Linked DNA regions of Mus musculus: region 2 is linked to region 1. Evidence: chromatin loops called from intact Hi-C (ENCODE). Cell type or tissue: heart. All regions are shown on one strand. Links, peaks and the distances in the headings refer to the core of each region. The heading gives the core; the rest is flanking DNA.

Evidence for each region. A loop is a pair of places that touch in the nucleus more often than their neighbours do. Peaks named below come from ENCODE experiments on the same cell type or tissue, not always from the same donor. Only the 100,000 strongest peaks of a DNase experiment are listed, where the experiment ranks them.
Region 2: a loop joins it to region 1, with 2.0 times the contacts of the local background. A loop is called at or near these places in 1 of 42 quality-filtered maps.

What each region holds. Positions count from the first base shown.
Region 1 is chr9:61,346,621-61,354,145 of GRCm38, forward strand. Gm39349 (a long non-coding RNA gene) reads left to right here. Exons shown (of 5, transcript XR_870815.2): 4 at 699-813; 5 at 1,555-2,108. Among named protein-coding and RNA genes, the nearest start is that of Gm39349, 11 kb to the left of the region's middle. In heart, for the core only: a CTCF peak has its summit at 3,312; a DNase peak (open chromatin) is centred at 3,241; H3K27ac peaks cover 586 bases; H3K27me3 peaks cover 2,500 bases.
Region 2 is chr9:61,255,856-61,263,380 of GRCm38, forward strand. It overlaps Gm51682 (a long non-coding RNA gene), which reads left to right and starts at 1,597. Exons shown (of 2, transcript XR_003948179.1): 1 at 1,597-1,899; 2 at 6,352-7,407. It overlaps B930092H01Rik (RIKEN cDNA B930092H01 gene), which reads right to left. Exons shown (of 5, transcript NR_045334.1): 4 at 7,232-7,351; 5 at 3,372-5,747. In heart, for the core only: no CTCF peak of the experiment used is centred there; DNase peaks (open chromatin) are centred at 3,746 and 4,116; H3K27ac peaks cover 421 bases; H3K27me3 peaks cover 1,526 bases.

The DNA.
Region 1 (7,525 bases), core at 2,168-4,667:
CAGAGACTAAGAGGGCTTATTAATGTGGACCAACACTGAAAGTCCAAGGGAGCACTGGGGAGATGGCTTCATGGGTAGGAGGGCTTGCTCTGCAGTCACAAGGACCCAAGTTCAAATCACCAACACACAAAAAAGCTGGGCATGGATGTCTATACCTCTAACCCCAGTATGGGGGATGGGGGAGAGTCAGACAGATCCTAAGAGCTCACTGGCTAGCTGAAATGACAAGCTTTCAGTTAAATGAGAGACCCTGTATCAAAGCAAAATATCAGACAGTGATAAAGACAAACATCTGCACATGCGCATGCCTATATACTCAAACCTCTCTCTCTCTCTCTCTCTCTCTCTCTCTCTCTCTCTCTCTCTCTCTCTTAGACACACACACACACACACACACACACACACACTGGAAAGAGAAACCTCCTAGGTATACTGTCAAAAAGCACCACACTGGAAAATGGTCTTCAGGCCTCAGGGCTAGACCTATGCAGGGGGCTGTCTTTGTCTTTAATAGCGTGACCAAGTCATGAGGTCTCTCTTACCCAACCTTCCCTGGAGACAAAAATCGCCTGGCCTGGTGTGTGGGCGGGGTCATCGGGCCTGGTGTGTGGGCGGGGTCATCGGGCCTGGTGTGGGGGCAGGTGGGAAAGCAAGTCTTTTTAAAGATGTATGTGATCTCTCTCTCCTTCCTGGAATAGCATTTTACATTATTCATCACTATACCACAGCTGAGCAGACCTGGCAGACAGATAACACAGAGGGTGAACTCAGCCACCACGGAAAGAGCAGGACGGCAGACACTCTGGGCCTGAGGTAGCATCTCCTCCAGTGTTTGTTTTCAAGTCATTAAATACTTAACAGAGAGGGAGAGCCAGTGTTCCAAACCACTGCCGAGGAAGCGTCCATCAGAAGTGAAGAGAGAGCCAGACTGAAATTGTAGCGTTCCTTTCTGAGGGCAAGATCATGTCCACTGAAAGATAACTTTGAGGACTCTGCCTGACAGGAAGCCATGCAGACGAGGCATGCACTTAGATTCCAGACGCTTGGCAACCTGGCCCTCAGCTAGGTATCACTCTTCTTGTCTTTCATGTAAGGAGCCCAGTGTGGGGTTGGCAAGATGGCTCAGCAGGTAAAGGTGCTTGCTGCTGCCAAAGCTATTAAACCTAAGTTCAATTCCTGGAACCTACATGGTACATGGAGAAAACTGACTCCCAGAGGTTGTACTCTGACCTACACACACACACACACACACACACACACACACACACACACACATTCTCTCTGAATGATGATGAAGATGATACCCAGTGAGTGTTCTCAGACCCCCTGAAGCACTTGCTCCTGAAGGCTAGGATTAGATTCCAAAAGGTGAAGGCATTATGGAAGAAGTGCCCCTGACTGCCCACCACTCCACACCTTGCTGACGGATCACCTTTCCGTTCGCTCCTTTCATAACGTTCCCTGGCAGAGACCCAGTTCTCACTGGTGTGGTGGCAGTGGGCCCTGGGCCAGACAGTGGATTGCATGCTCACTGACTACTTCCTCTCTTCTGAGCCCTACTTCACTTACGTCATGATCACCACAGTCCCCAGGTGACACCTGCATCTTCAGGAGCCTCACTACTGAAGAACATGAAGGCCGGGAACAGCCTGAGCCACCTGTCCACGTTACCTGAATAACAAGTGCTGGAGCTACCTGTGAGCACAGCCAGCTGGATTCCAGGGCCTTCAGGCTTGGCCTCAGGGAGGACCGCTGGGCCTTATTCCAAGTACAGATGGCGCTTCAGCCATCTTGGGCTCCTGGACCCCACTCTAAAGACGAGAGGGGGGAAACCTGGTGTCAGCTTTTTCTGGTTCCTGATTCTGGTGTTCCTGAAGCTAGACTTAACTGCCCCTTCAAAATGCAACAGAGGCCAGATTTGGGCCAGGTCTTCTGCAGAGTCACTTTGGCACTTAATTGCTTATTATTTAATTGCTTTATTGGGTAGTAAAAAATAAAGTGATCTACTGCAAAGTTATTAGCAAATTCCCGTTTTAAGGGAATAATTACTGAATTCTCCCTGTCTGGGTTGAGTAATTCCCTCCAAGATGCTCAGGGACACTAAACATCTTCGCCAGGGCTGCTCACAGCTCTGTAATATGCAAATAAAGTAACTCTGTAATTACCAATAAAATGCTTACTGAAGTGACAAATTTTACTCAGCAGTGAATTGAGTGTGGGGGGGTGGCGTCATTTGTTTTTAAGGCTCCTTTAACCTTGTTAGCTGGCACTTGTCTTCGAGCTGTTTCATGGTCATTTAAAAAGACAAGGAAGCCCACGGAGGGGGGGGACGGGGTGGGGGGGAGCATAGATAGGGAAAGGCCCTCCTGGGAGCCCTCTCTTCCCACCAGCCCTGCCCTGCCTTGTCCTGTGGGGCCACTGTGGATGCACAGGGCAGGCTAGCCAAAAGGTTTCTGTGTGGACCAAGCACAAGTTTCAGGGCTGATCCTTCCAGATGGACCAAAAGAGACCCATGCCTTGCATCTTTGAGGCAACAACACTGAGCCCAGTTGCTTGGCCCCCCTCACCTTTCAGTAGAAGTGTTTAATCAATGCTACCTCATTCCCAGAGCTATTCAGATCCTCCCAAGGCTTGGGTTTGGTTTTGGGGTTTGGTTGCTATGATAAATACCCTGATGAAGGCAACTTACTGGAGAGAAGACTGACTAAGCTCAATCATGTGGAGGTTGAGGGTCCCAGCAGTCAGAGCTCGAGGCACCTCATGACGTTGTATTCACAGTCAAGAAGCAGTTATGGGATGCTTACATTCCACTCCATCTCTCTTTTTATTCAGTCCAGGGGCCATCCAGCCCATGATATACGGTGTGGCCTACATTCAGGGTGGAACCTCCCATCTCAGTTCACCCACATAAGGAAAAACCCTTACAGTCATGCCCAAAGGCCTTTCTGGTCTACACAATCTCTCACTGAGACTCCCTTTCCAGGTAATTCCAAATCTTGTCATGGCAACGATCAACACTAACCATGCTTTGGTCAGCATGGGCTGGATAAAACAAGTCCAGACCTCTGTGGTAAGTCATCAAATTGGATTTCTTGCTCACTAGTATTCTATGTGTATCCTAGGTCGGGAGGCACTTGGCGAAAGTTGGGGAAAACAGCCACCTCTTCAAGCACTGCTGGCCTGTCACCATGCAGGAAGAAACAGGAAGCACTCGTCACCCTAGAATGATGGCCACTTCCTCTCACACATCATTGTCTGGAACTGTTCCCATGGCTCCACCTAAGCACATTGGGTCAAGAAGTGAAATTCCACCCAGTGCCCAGAAGGAGAAGCAGGAGTGTAGTGCAGTTGCTACCACAGCATGGGCTTTAAAAGGAGAATGAAAACCCGCAAGACAGCTCAGTGGGTGAAAGAGCTTGGCGGGGCCAGCCCGGTGACATCTGTTCAAGCTCTGGAACTCAAAAAAGGCGGAAGGAGAGAACCAACCCCAAAAAGTTGTTTTCTGTCCTCCACACACTGTCCCTACACACACACACACACACACACACACACACCTTTAAAGCTGAGTAGGAATGAAATCCTTTGCTGGGGCGTGGTGAGGGGACTGGGAATGTGCACATTCAGCAAGTTCCGCACAGCACATGGTACTGGATGCTCAATGCATGCCTAGTGACAAACATCCAGGTAGCTCCAAATGCTCTCTCTGCCCCCTTTTTCTCTTTTCCTTCCACACTTACTCTCTGGGTCCCTACTGATTGTGGTGAGAAGAGAAAGCCTTCATAGAATGGATGATGATCGGACCCAGTATATGAGAAGAGGTGACTCGAAAGGAGGGAAGGTGTGGACAAAGGCTGGGAAGACCATGTGCATAGTCAGCAATGCAGGGACAAATGTCACAGCAGAAGGTCACTCACGGATACTACCTACCTTCAGTAGAGGGCTATCCTCAGCACAAGAGAGAAAGAGCTGCATTCTGAAGTCAGTGCGCCAATCAGGAAGATTCCTTGATATGCCTGCCCATAACCCTGAACTGCGAAAATTTTCCTTGGGAAATGAGTCAGAGTTGGGTGAACAGAAACTTAGTTCTGAGCACTGGGAGATGGCTTGGTGGATAAGAGTGTCTAATGTTCACACATGAGATCCTAAGTTCAAATCCCCAGGACCTATGTGGAAGCCAAGTGACCCTCTTGTAACTCTAGCACTGAGGAGAGTGGAAACCAGGGATTCCCAACTAGCACAACCCTCAACTGGGAGCTCCAGCCTCAGTGAGACCCTGTCTCAAGGGGACAAGGCAGACAATAGCAGGTCAGAGCACCTGATGCCCTCTGCCGCTAACTAATTCATGTGAACAGTCATGTGCCACCACTACCCTCAGCCTTAAGACAAAGGTGAGAGAGACAGAAACTTTTATGTGAGACCTAGCTCTCTGCTGAGGCCTACACCTCCTGACTGAAGTCCCGAGTCCCCTCCAAAGTCCTAGGACATTCTCCCCAAAGCACAGAGCCTAACCTTCTCTTTCCCTTCTGTTGCCAGAGGCTGCATTTCTGGGTGACCACATTTGCCCCCGGGATAAGTCTTTTCCCTTCTATTTGCATTAGTAACTGCTCAAAGTCCCACGAGGCCCTGGAGCCCAGCCAGCCACATCCTCTCACACTGGACCAATTGTTTGTGGCAAATGCCTTGCTTTTGAACTCTGGACCTCTGAGAGGAAACAGTTTCAATAGGAATAACTCGGAACTCTCCCAGGCCCTGCCATCTGGGCGTCTGGAATGGAGCTTCCAGGATATATGGCTCTTTTGAAGGAAGCCCATTCAATGGATGATTGTACTCTCATTTAATATGCCTGGGAGTGGTCTTGTATACTGGCCAGTGGAGGGTTTTTTTTTTTTTTTTTCATTCAACACTTACTGATCTCTTACTGTGACTGAGATACTGAGATGGATATGGGGGGGAAAGCAGGGACCTTATTTCCTTACTATTTACTTATTTACTTGGTCGGTAGGTCATTTCACAAGCACCCACGCTGGTCATGAACTCACTAGGTAGTCAAGGATAAACCAGAACTTCTTTCCTCCTGTCTGCACGTCTGGAGTGCTGGGATTACAGATGTGTGCCCCACATTTTATTTAATTCCTGCTTTTGGTGGGTTTGGACAAAGAGCATGAAGTATTAAATTCTATTTCATGGGGTCATGGGGCTGAAGAGATAGCTCAGCAACTGAAGAACACTTATTCCCTTTGTAGAGAACCCAAGTTCAATTCCCAACACCCACATAGTGGTTCATAAACTTCTGTGACTCCAGTGCCAGGGGACCCAAAGCCCTCTTCTAACCTCCTCAGGAACCAGTCACACACACATGGTGCACACACATCCATGCAGGTGAAATACCCATAAAATAAGATAAATAAATGTAAAAATATTTTTAAAGTTATTGTTCTATAACTTCCTTGGTGCACTGCGTAGGGCAAAAGATGAGTTTCTGGCTCTGAAATGTAGAAGGTTCCAGAATGTTAAGGAATGACTGTCAAGGATGGGAGATATTTCTCAGGTCTCCTCTTTGGGTCCCATAGCAACCTACGACAGAGGCTGATAAAGCCCATTGCCTAAGCCCCTCCCCACAGTGATCAAGGACCTGAACACTCATCCCACGTCCCTTGACTCGGGTCACTGGACAGCTCCTGACCTCTCAGGCCACCATGGATACCACACAAGCAACCTTGCTCAATCCTCCCAGAACTGTGCTGAGCTTCCCTCATTTGTCTTCGAGTGTGTGGCGTGTAGGAGATGGGGACCCATTTCTGGGAGACTCAAAAGCCAGGCCTGCCTGGGATCTCCATCTGCCTTGATTTTCTGGCTCAATAAAAGAGACTGGGCAGACAGAAGTGACCTCCCTTGGCAATGTGCAGATAAATGATAGTTCATGTTGGCCTTGGGGTTAAGGGTTGGGACAGTCGGGGAAGCACAGGAGCCAATCTCTACTCTTGAACCCATTCCCACCCAACTGGTCTCTCTCAATCATCAAGTTTCCTCCACCCCACCCCAAATTATTCACAGCCATCCACCCTAAACCCCAAGAGGAGTGCTAGTCACTTTCTTGACCTTGGTCCAATCAGATCTTAGACATCACTTTATAGAAGAAGCAGTAGGCTAAGCAGTAGGCCTATCCAAGCTGTGTCGAATAACCACACACATCACAGGATAGCTAAGAAGGTGACTCAATACAAGGTCATGACATTGCTTAAAATATGAGGGTTTCTTTTAAAAGACACATTTTCTTTTATAAGTTGATTGCACTGCCATAAAGCCTGAACTTTGCAGATGCAACACCATTGCCATGTCAAAGGACGGGGCATCTCTAGATTGGATTCTTCCTCAATCATCTTGGAATCTGACCTCCTGCCCCAAGCTATCTTACCCTCCTACTAGGAAAGAAGGAGCCCAGGGAGTCCGGGTCCATAAAGAGAAGGTGCCAGAATCCAAGGCTCCAAGCCTTCCCCCTCTGACTTTTGCTCAGTCTTGTATCCTGAGGGGAAGTCCCTGGCATCCCTTGGGTGCCCCTCCTAACCTAAGAGCACTTATCTCTATCAAGGGGCAGGCTGGGGGTGGGGTGGGGGTGGAGAGGCTAATGAACAGTCTGCCAAGGGCTTTGAAGATGAAAAGCAGCCTTCAAGTGTAGCCTATTATCCCTCAACATCACTGGAGATAATGAGATCCTGGCTCCTAGAATCAGGTAGAAAGGAGAAGCGTGAGGGCAGGGGAGAAGGTGGAGGGAGGGTGCTCTCTCCTTCACCTTCCCTGGCAAACCCACAGGCTGAAAGCATATGACCTGAGTGTGACCTGGGTCCCTGGTGCACTCACCAACCAGCAGCCTGAGTTTCTACAAGATGGAGGCCCAGTGTCTACAGGGTCCTGAGGAAAGAGGAGGAATGGGAAGGGGTCAGTTGGGGTCTAGGCCTCTTTGACTCCACAATATCTCTAGCATTGCGCCCAGAGCCTGGCACCAATGCAAGTGACCTAGGAGTGTCTGGAGACAGAGAAGCTGCCTCTGGTCTGATTTTCTTGGGTTCTAGGACTTTGGCACAAATAGCAAGGATGATCCCTCTGGAACCTCAAGAGTTTCCAAAAACCATATCTCTATCTCTGTTTTACACACACACATACACACACACATATACACATTCACACATGTATACACACATACAAATATATAAACAAATACACACATCACACATTCACACACACACGCACACGCACACGCATACATAGTACACACACCCAAAGCCCTGCACAAGGTTGGGTAGGGCAGCTGGAGCTCTGACAGAAGTCAACCTCTTCTGTCCCACCCCCACTGGTACCTCCAGGATCAATCTCATTTGCCTCTGGACTTTCAGTGCCAGCCAGCCACTGGGGCAAAGTCATATTAGATGCAAACTCAACAGTCTTGAAATTAACTGGTAATGATATTAGATTAAGGGGACCTTGGCAAAGTCCTGTCAAAGCTTAACACAGAGGCTGGGCATTGAGT
Region 2 (7,525 bases), core at 2,490-4,989, 90 kb before region 1:
CAAGAGACTGGAGGGGTGGCTCAGTGGTTAAGAGCACTGACTGTTCTTGCAGAGGACATGGGTTCTGTTCCCAGCACCCAGGTCAAGCAACTCATAACAGACTGTGTCTCTCGCTCCTGGAGGATCTGATCTGATTCTTCTGGCCTCCATGGGTACTGCAGGCACATGGTACATATAGATAGGCATACATACACATACAAGGAAGTAAAAATGTTCAAGGAATTTAGAAATAGTATCCTGACAGAATCACCTTAAGGGAGAAAGTCTTTATTCCCTATGACAATTCCAGGTCACAGTCCAACATGGTGGGCATGTCACCACAGCAGAAACTTGAAGCTATATCCACCAGCAAGAGCAGAGGGCAGCAAACTAATAACACATGTGTTCTAGTACTCAGCTCTCTTTTTCCTTCTCATTCAGACTATGAAATGGCTCTGCCCACATTCAAGATGCATCTTCCCATCTCAACTAGAGTAAGAAAATCTCTCACAGACATGTCCATAGCCAATTCAATGGTCCAGTCCATTCTAGATTGCTTAACTTGACAGTTAAAGCCAACTGTTACTATGTTATTGGTGTGGACCAAATTCTAAGACTGCAAATTTGCTAGTGACAATTATGGTGTCAGAATTAGTAGTTACTGTCAAGAAAATGCTGTGGGTAGCACTGGTCTCCTGTCACTTGGTCTAGGAGCACACAGGCTCATTTCTGAGCTGTGCCCATCCCTAGAAACCCTAGAAACCCACTGCTCTCCTGATGGCAGTGACGATGACCAGACTGCTCACCATTAATGATGGTGTTCATATTTAAATAGCTTCAGTTCTAATGTTGTTGACACTGGTGATGCCAACATTAGCAATGGTGATGATATCTTAGTGTTTTGAAGATGCTACACTGTACAGGGAGATGAATCAGCTGATAACTGCCAAGCATGTGGACCTGAATTTAGAGCCCAGCATCTATATAAAAGCAGGTGTAGAGGCAAGGGTCTGTAGGACCAGTACTGGGGAAGTGGAGACACATGGATCCCTGTGGCCCATTGTATGGCCAACCAAGATGAATCAACACACTCTAGGTCTGTTAGAGAAACTGTCTAAAAAAAAAAAAGGCAGAAAGAATTAAGGAGGCACCTGATGTTGACCTCTGGCCTCCTTGTGCACACACACATGTGCACAAGCATCCACAACATACATGCACACACAGAGAGACAGAGACAGAGAGAGAAAGAACGAGACTCCATTGTGCATCTTGGTGACACCTTTGTAGATGAAAATAGTCATGCTCACACTAGGGACAGCTATCATCTGTGATTCAGTACTGATGATAAATAGCACTGTGATTGAAAGCCTTCTCTAGAAACAGATGTGAGTCTGAATCCAAAGCCAGGCACTGACTATGATGTGGCTTCCAAAAAGTTACTTAGCCGCTTTGAACCTCAGTTACCTCGTTTATTAAATGTGAACAATTGGAATGGCGCCAATCTCTTAGGATGGCAGAGAGAGGGTTAAATAACATCCAGCCCCAGAAACACTGGAATCCGCAGAACATACCGTGAAATTAACAGTGCGCTGATGGGGAGGGCAAGATGCTCTTGGAGATAACGGCGCTGATGATTCTCTTGATGATGCAATTAAAGACCGTTTATTAGCTATATGACCTCAGTGATTGTGATAAAGCTATTGATAGTGAGAGCCGTGATTACAATTATGATCAATGACAACAGTGTGGTAGAGTATTAAAAGTACATCAAACAGCAAGGGGCTCAATTTTCAGCCCTGCCTCCTCTATCCTCTGTAACCTTGGCCACATCACAGCGCTGAAGGCTAGAAGGCCACGTGGAACTTACCTAATCCACTTCCTCAATTGACAGATGAGGCAATTCTGGTCCAGAGAGATGAGGTAAGTGGCCAAACTCCCTAATCTGTCCCTTTTCCTCCTCAGTCTCTCAGATGGATTCTTGTGCTGTTCTTATGCTGTTCTCTCTCTCTCTCTCTCTCTCTCTCTCTCTCTCTCTCTCTCTGTGTGTGTGTGTGTGTGTGTGTGTGTGTGTGTGTGTGTGTATGCATGAGCACATATAGATGTGTGTATGTGTATGTGTGTGCCTATGCGTGTACAAGTGCGTGCACACATCTTCTGGGCATTTTCTCAGAACCAGATCGCTGATTTGCAAAGAGCCATTTTGTGGGAAGTCAGGCCCTGGGTGTTCTTCAGCAATCTTTCTCTTCTCCTCAGACAAGCCCGGGGTTAAGACTGGCTGCTGATTGGCTGTGGCCAGACAAGGAGTTGAAATGGGTAATATTTGCCTAGTTTTTAATGTCTGGTGTCTACAGTCTGCACGTCCATCATTCTATTATATTGATGACAGGCAGGCCCGAGCCACAGAGAAGAAACAAATTACCTAATAAATCACGGCCCCAGGATCTAAAGTGGACAGTGTTATTAGACTAAGGGAGAGAGGGATGCTAAGCGATAGGTAGGGCTGCCCATGAAAATGGTCCAAGCAGGGACTCATCTGTCTATTTCTCCATAAATAATTATACACCACTGATATGCATCTGAGACAGAACCATGATATGTTATTATTAACTAAACAGTGGGAGGGAGAGCGTGGCAGGCAGGAGAGGGAGAGAGTGCAGAGAAATGCAGCATCCTGCATGATACCCAGCATTGGCAATGACAGGTGGGGATGTGATGACCTAACTCTGAAATTTGAAGGTCTAGCACCCTCATTCTGGGAAGATTCAGGAAAAAAAAAACTTGAGAAGAATAAAGAAGGGAGGGTAGGACTAACACATGCTAGGTTCCTATGACACTCTAGAGCAAAGGTTTAGTTCAGTTATCCCTTGATCCACAAGGGCCATAAAATGAGAGGCCATATGCACAGCAGTTAGGAACACAAACTGGGAGCCTTACTCCCTGTCTTTTAAAATCCCAGGGTTATGCTGTTCCGGACAAGTTACTAAAGCACTCTGGGTCTCTACTTCCTACTCTGTAGACTGCATAAATCACGATGCACGTGTCCCTTCCAGTTGCAGCAAGGAGGGACAGGCAAAGCTCTTATCAGGGTGCCTGGAGCTGGCAAATTGATACATGATAGGCACAGGCTCAATACGCCAGCAGTCCTTTCTGAAAGTGGAAAGATCAAGGTGCCAGGGAAGGACCACGCCCAAGGGCATATAGGAAGAAAATAAAGTGATATTTAAATCTGTGTCAGAATAACTCTGAAATCCATTCCATCCCCTACCAAAGGGTGGGCAAAACCTAAATAATAAGAGGAACTGTCTTAGGCTTTGTGGACCAGTCCCTTTTGCATCCACATAGTTTATAGCTTGAAAGCAGCCACACAAGACATAGGAAAGAGCCAAGCCACCGTGTCTATAAAACTTTATTTGTAGATACAGGCAGCAGGCAGGATTTGATAGGAGTTTTCAAAGAAATCTACCCTAACACCTCTGACAGCTTGCCTAAATGACCTGATGCTCCAAAAGGCCATTTTCAAACACCTGGAACGTGTCACCCAGATGCCCCTGCAGACACAGTTCACAAAGGTCACTGCCTCTCTGGGCTTGGGAGCTCCTGCAGGTTAGATGGACTATGTGGGAGGAGCCTGGAGGAAGTTGTGTTCTCAGGCAGCAGAGCCAGGAAGCAGTCCCTGCCCCAGCAATCCTCTGTGGGCTTTGCCTAGAAACCCATGACAATCCTTTGTGGGCTATTAATAAGCAACTTGAGCCCACAATCACCCAGTGCTTAGCTTCCTGGCTTTAATTTCCATGGAGGCTGGAGAAACAGCTGCTAAGGAGTTTCCCTCCAGACAATAGCAGCAAACATCCCTCACCCCTGCAGACATCTCTAAGCAGCGGCTGGCTCTGCCCCATCTCCTTAAGCTCTCACACACTCAGACACAGGGGACCGCTCTATGCCTTTCGGAGTTGAAAGGGATGGGCACAGCTCAGAAATGAGCCTGTGTGCTCCTAGACCAAGGGACAGCAGCCCTGGGCTCACCACAGCCTATTCAAGAGAGCTTCTCTAGAAAGTTCTGGGGCGTGGTCTCCTGGTTTCTTACCACCCACAGCTCCCCCACCTCTTGACCTTCCTGACCCTTCTGTTCAGAGGTAACAACCAGCCCCCTCCCCCACGTGACTCCATCCTGCCTCCACACCGTGGCGCTCCTCCAGGAAGATAATGAGTACTTACTAGGTTTCATCATCAGAGCCCATATTTGCCAGGCAGATAATTTAGAACTTCAGCAGAGTGAAATTGCCTTTGGTTCAGCCTCAGTGACTGGAGGGCTCCTGGCTGTTAGGAAACCTCATCCTGCTGTGTTCCTTGCTGTGGGGACGGTACTGGGTTAGGGGGGTGGGAGACTTGTGTATTCAATTCGGCCCACTAATTAAAAAAAAAAAATCACAAAGAAAAACAAATAAACGTAATAGAAAACCTAAGCTGTAGTTTGATACTGAGTACCTATCTGCCTTGGTATCAGCAGACTGTGGGGTGAGTCCCACACTCACAGCTCCCCGCTAGCTATGAATGAACCTTGGGCAGGTTCACTCCTGTATGAATTTCCAACCCTTCCTGTCCCATGGGAGGACTTGGCTCCTTCTCAGTCTTCCTACCTGCATAGCCTGAGTCCTTGAAAGCCTGAAGATGAGCACTTGGACAATCAGACAAGGAGGGACAGAGATGAGCTTAGTCAGTCAAGTATTTGCCTTGCATGTAGTGACCAGGGCCATGAAAAGGCCAGGTGTGGTGGTGAGCACTTCACAATCCCAGCACTGGAGAGGCAGAGACAGTCAGAACTCTCTGCCTGGCCAGCAGTTCAACAGACAGGTCCCATATCAGTAAAAGGTAGCCAGGCACGGTGGTGGCACTGGCCTTTAGTCCCAGCACTCAGGAGGCAGAGGTGGGCAGAGCTCTGAGTCTGAGGCCAGCCTGGTCTGCAGAGTGAGTAGCGGAACAGCCAGGGCTACCCAGACAAACTTACCCCCCCAAATGACAATAAGATAAAATAAACAAACAAATTAAGCTTGGTAGGTGCACATACATACCTGAACAGCTACACATGCACACACAAAACTCAACAAGATAATAAAATTGTTTGTGGTTTAATAAATTGAATATAGAGTTTGCTATCCATCGGAAATGGGTTCAAATTCTGTTTCCCCACAAGTCCTTTTGTTATGTGTTCTGTGGTCAGACATGGGCCTTTGGAGGGGGTGTGAGGACTGAAAACAGATGTCTTGCCCTACAAAGCCTTCAAGTGGCCCTTCAATCGTAACACAGAAGTCAAGAGCAAGAACCTGGTTTGCTAGGATCCAGAGTCAGGAGCCTTGAACTGGAGTCAAAGAAATGGCATTACCAAGTGGGTCCTGTCTGTTCTTCAATCCCCTCCCCCGCCATCCATCAAATTCCTGGGCATCCATGATAAGACAGGCCCTTGACCAAGAGCCTGGGAAACAGCTGTGGCTGTGTTCTTGCCCTTAGACAGGCAAGAAACGAGTCTAACCAGTATTGTTGACACCAGAAAAAAAGTCTGTTCCAAGACAGTGGGGCCCAGAAGAGGGAGGGGCTGTGTGGTGGGGTTGGAGAGAGGCCACTGAGTAATACACATGGCTTCAGCAGCGGTGGGCACTCGGCTTCTGGTCCCCGCACTTGTGCCTCAGCATCTGTCCATGCAAGCTCGACTCTCCCGACAGCACAGCTGACTTCCCCAGAGGGTGATGTCAACTCACATTAGCAAAGATGACCTAAGATGTTAATAGGGAAGATATATGTAAGGGGCATTCTAAGAACAACAACCACCAGGCAGACTGGAGAAACAGACTTCTAGGTGGTCACCCCATATCCAACATGGCCACACTCACTATTCCCACACTTCACCAGGCAGAGCCCAAGCTCTGGGTATCTCTTTTCCCAACCACCACAGCATTCCTATTCCACAAATATGTCACTGGAACAAATGACATAGATCAAATATAAATCCTGTTCTGCGACTGGGGGGACACCCCTACCCTGCAAGAATATGAGGACCCCACCTGAGCTCATCATCCTTGTGAGGGGGGAGATGAGAGTCCAGGTTTCCTGTCTCCATATACACTGCTTCCAGGGCCCCCTCCATCCCAGGTCAGGCCTCCTTCTCTTGCCTGCAATGAATTGCGTCGTGTGTAATTGATAAATTATGCAAAAGGGTGCCTGGCAGTTTTCTGAAATGTTGGATAGCTCCGAGGCAGCCCCCGGGGACACAGCCTAATTTCATGGAAACCTCACACTCTGTCTGGCCTGTTTTGTGTAAGTCAGATTGATCTAACAAGACTCTGGAGAGTTGACGTGACTTCTAATTTCATTCTCTAGGTGAGCTGAATGAGATATCACGGTGAAGAGAATGTGTCTGGGGGAGACGGTTCCAGCGGTGGGAGAAATGTCTGCTGTCTGCCTGATGCATCATCCCCGGCCGGCCGGATTCTCTGCTTCACAAGCCAGCCTTCTCCTCATTGGAGGAGGGGCAGCATGTTGGAGGAAAGAGTAGGCAAATAAACCAGAGGCCTCAGAACGGGGGAGGTATGACTGGACCCAGGGATGCTGGCTGTCTTTTCCGTGGGATCACTCTAGTATGCCTAGGGTTGGCAATACTGATCTCAAAATTTCAAGCTTAGCTGAGCTCCTCGCTTCAAGTCTCTCTGGCTGAGCTAAGATGGCCAGAACATAGGGGAACTTAGGTAGATGTTAAGTCCAAAGAAAGAAAGGGTATTGCCCAGGTCAGAAACCAGGGTCAGATCCAGTCATCCTCCCATAGTCACAGGGCTTGTTGTAGCTCACTAGGGTTCACGGGAAGTGTGCTCAAGACTTTCTGCTAAGCACCTTCTGTATACTAGACTCCATAATGCTCATAACTACCCTGAGAGATACATATGACAATCTTGGGGAAAAGAACCTAAATCTACACCACTGTTCTGTGACTGTGGCTCTGTGGCTAGGATTCAAACTCAGGGCTCTCTGATACGAAAGCCTGAGACTGATTTTCAGAACGTGTAGCAGGAGGGGAGGGGATAGTAGTCTCTGTCGTTTCATAGCATGCCCATCAGATGTCTGCTTGACCACACCTCTTACATGCATGGAACTGAATGGCTTCATTTTTAAAGATGTACTGTAGTGTGCGAGCTGGGGAGATAGTTCAGTCAGCAACAGGTCTGCCTTACATCAAGAGGACATGAATTTGATCCTCAGAACCTACCTAAAAACAACCAAGTATGGTAATCCCCAAACTGGAAAGACAGAGACATGTAGCTATTTGAGGATTACTGACCAACCAGTAGCCTAGGCTTCTTGATGAATTGCAGGCCAGTGAGAAATCCTGTTGCAAAAACAAAGAGAAGAAAGAAGAAAATTAAAAGAAATCGTGTCTGAGGACTTGAAGTGGTCTTCTGACCTCCCCATCTCCGTTCACATGCTCACACGGGTGTGTATACACTCCCCCACACACATACACACGTGCACCCACACCCACCCACCACCACACAGACACAAC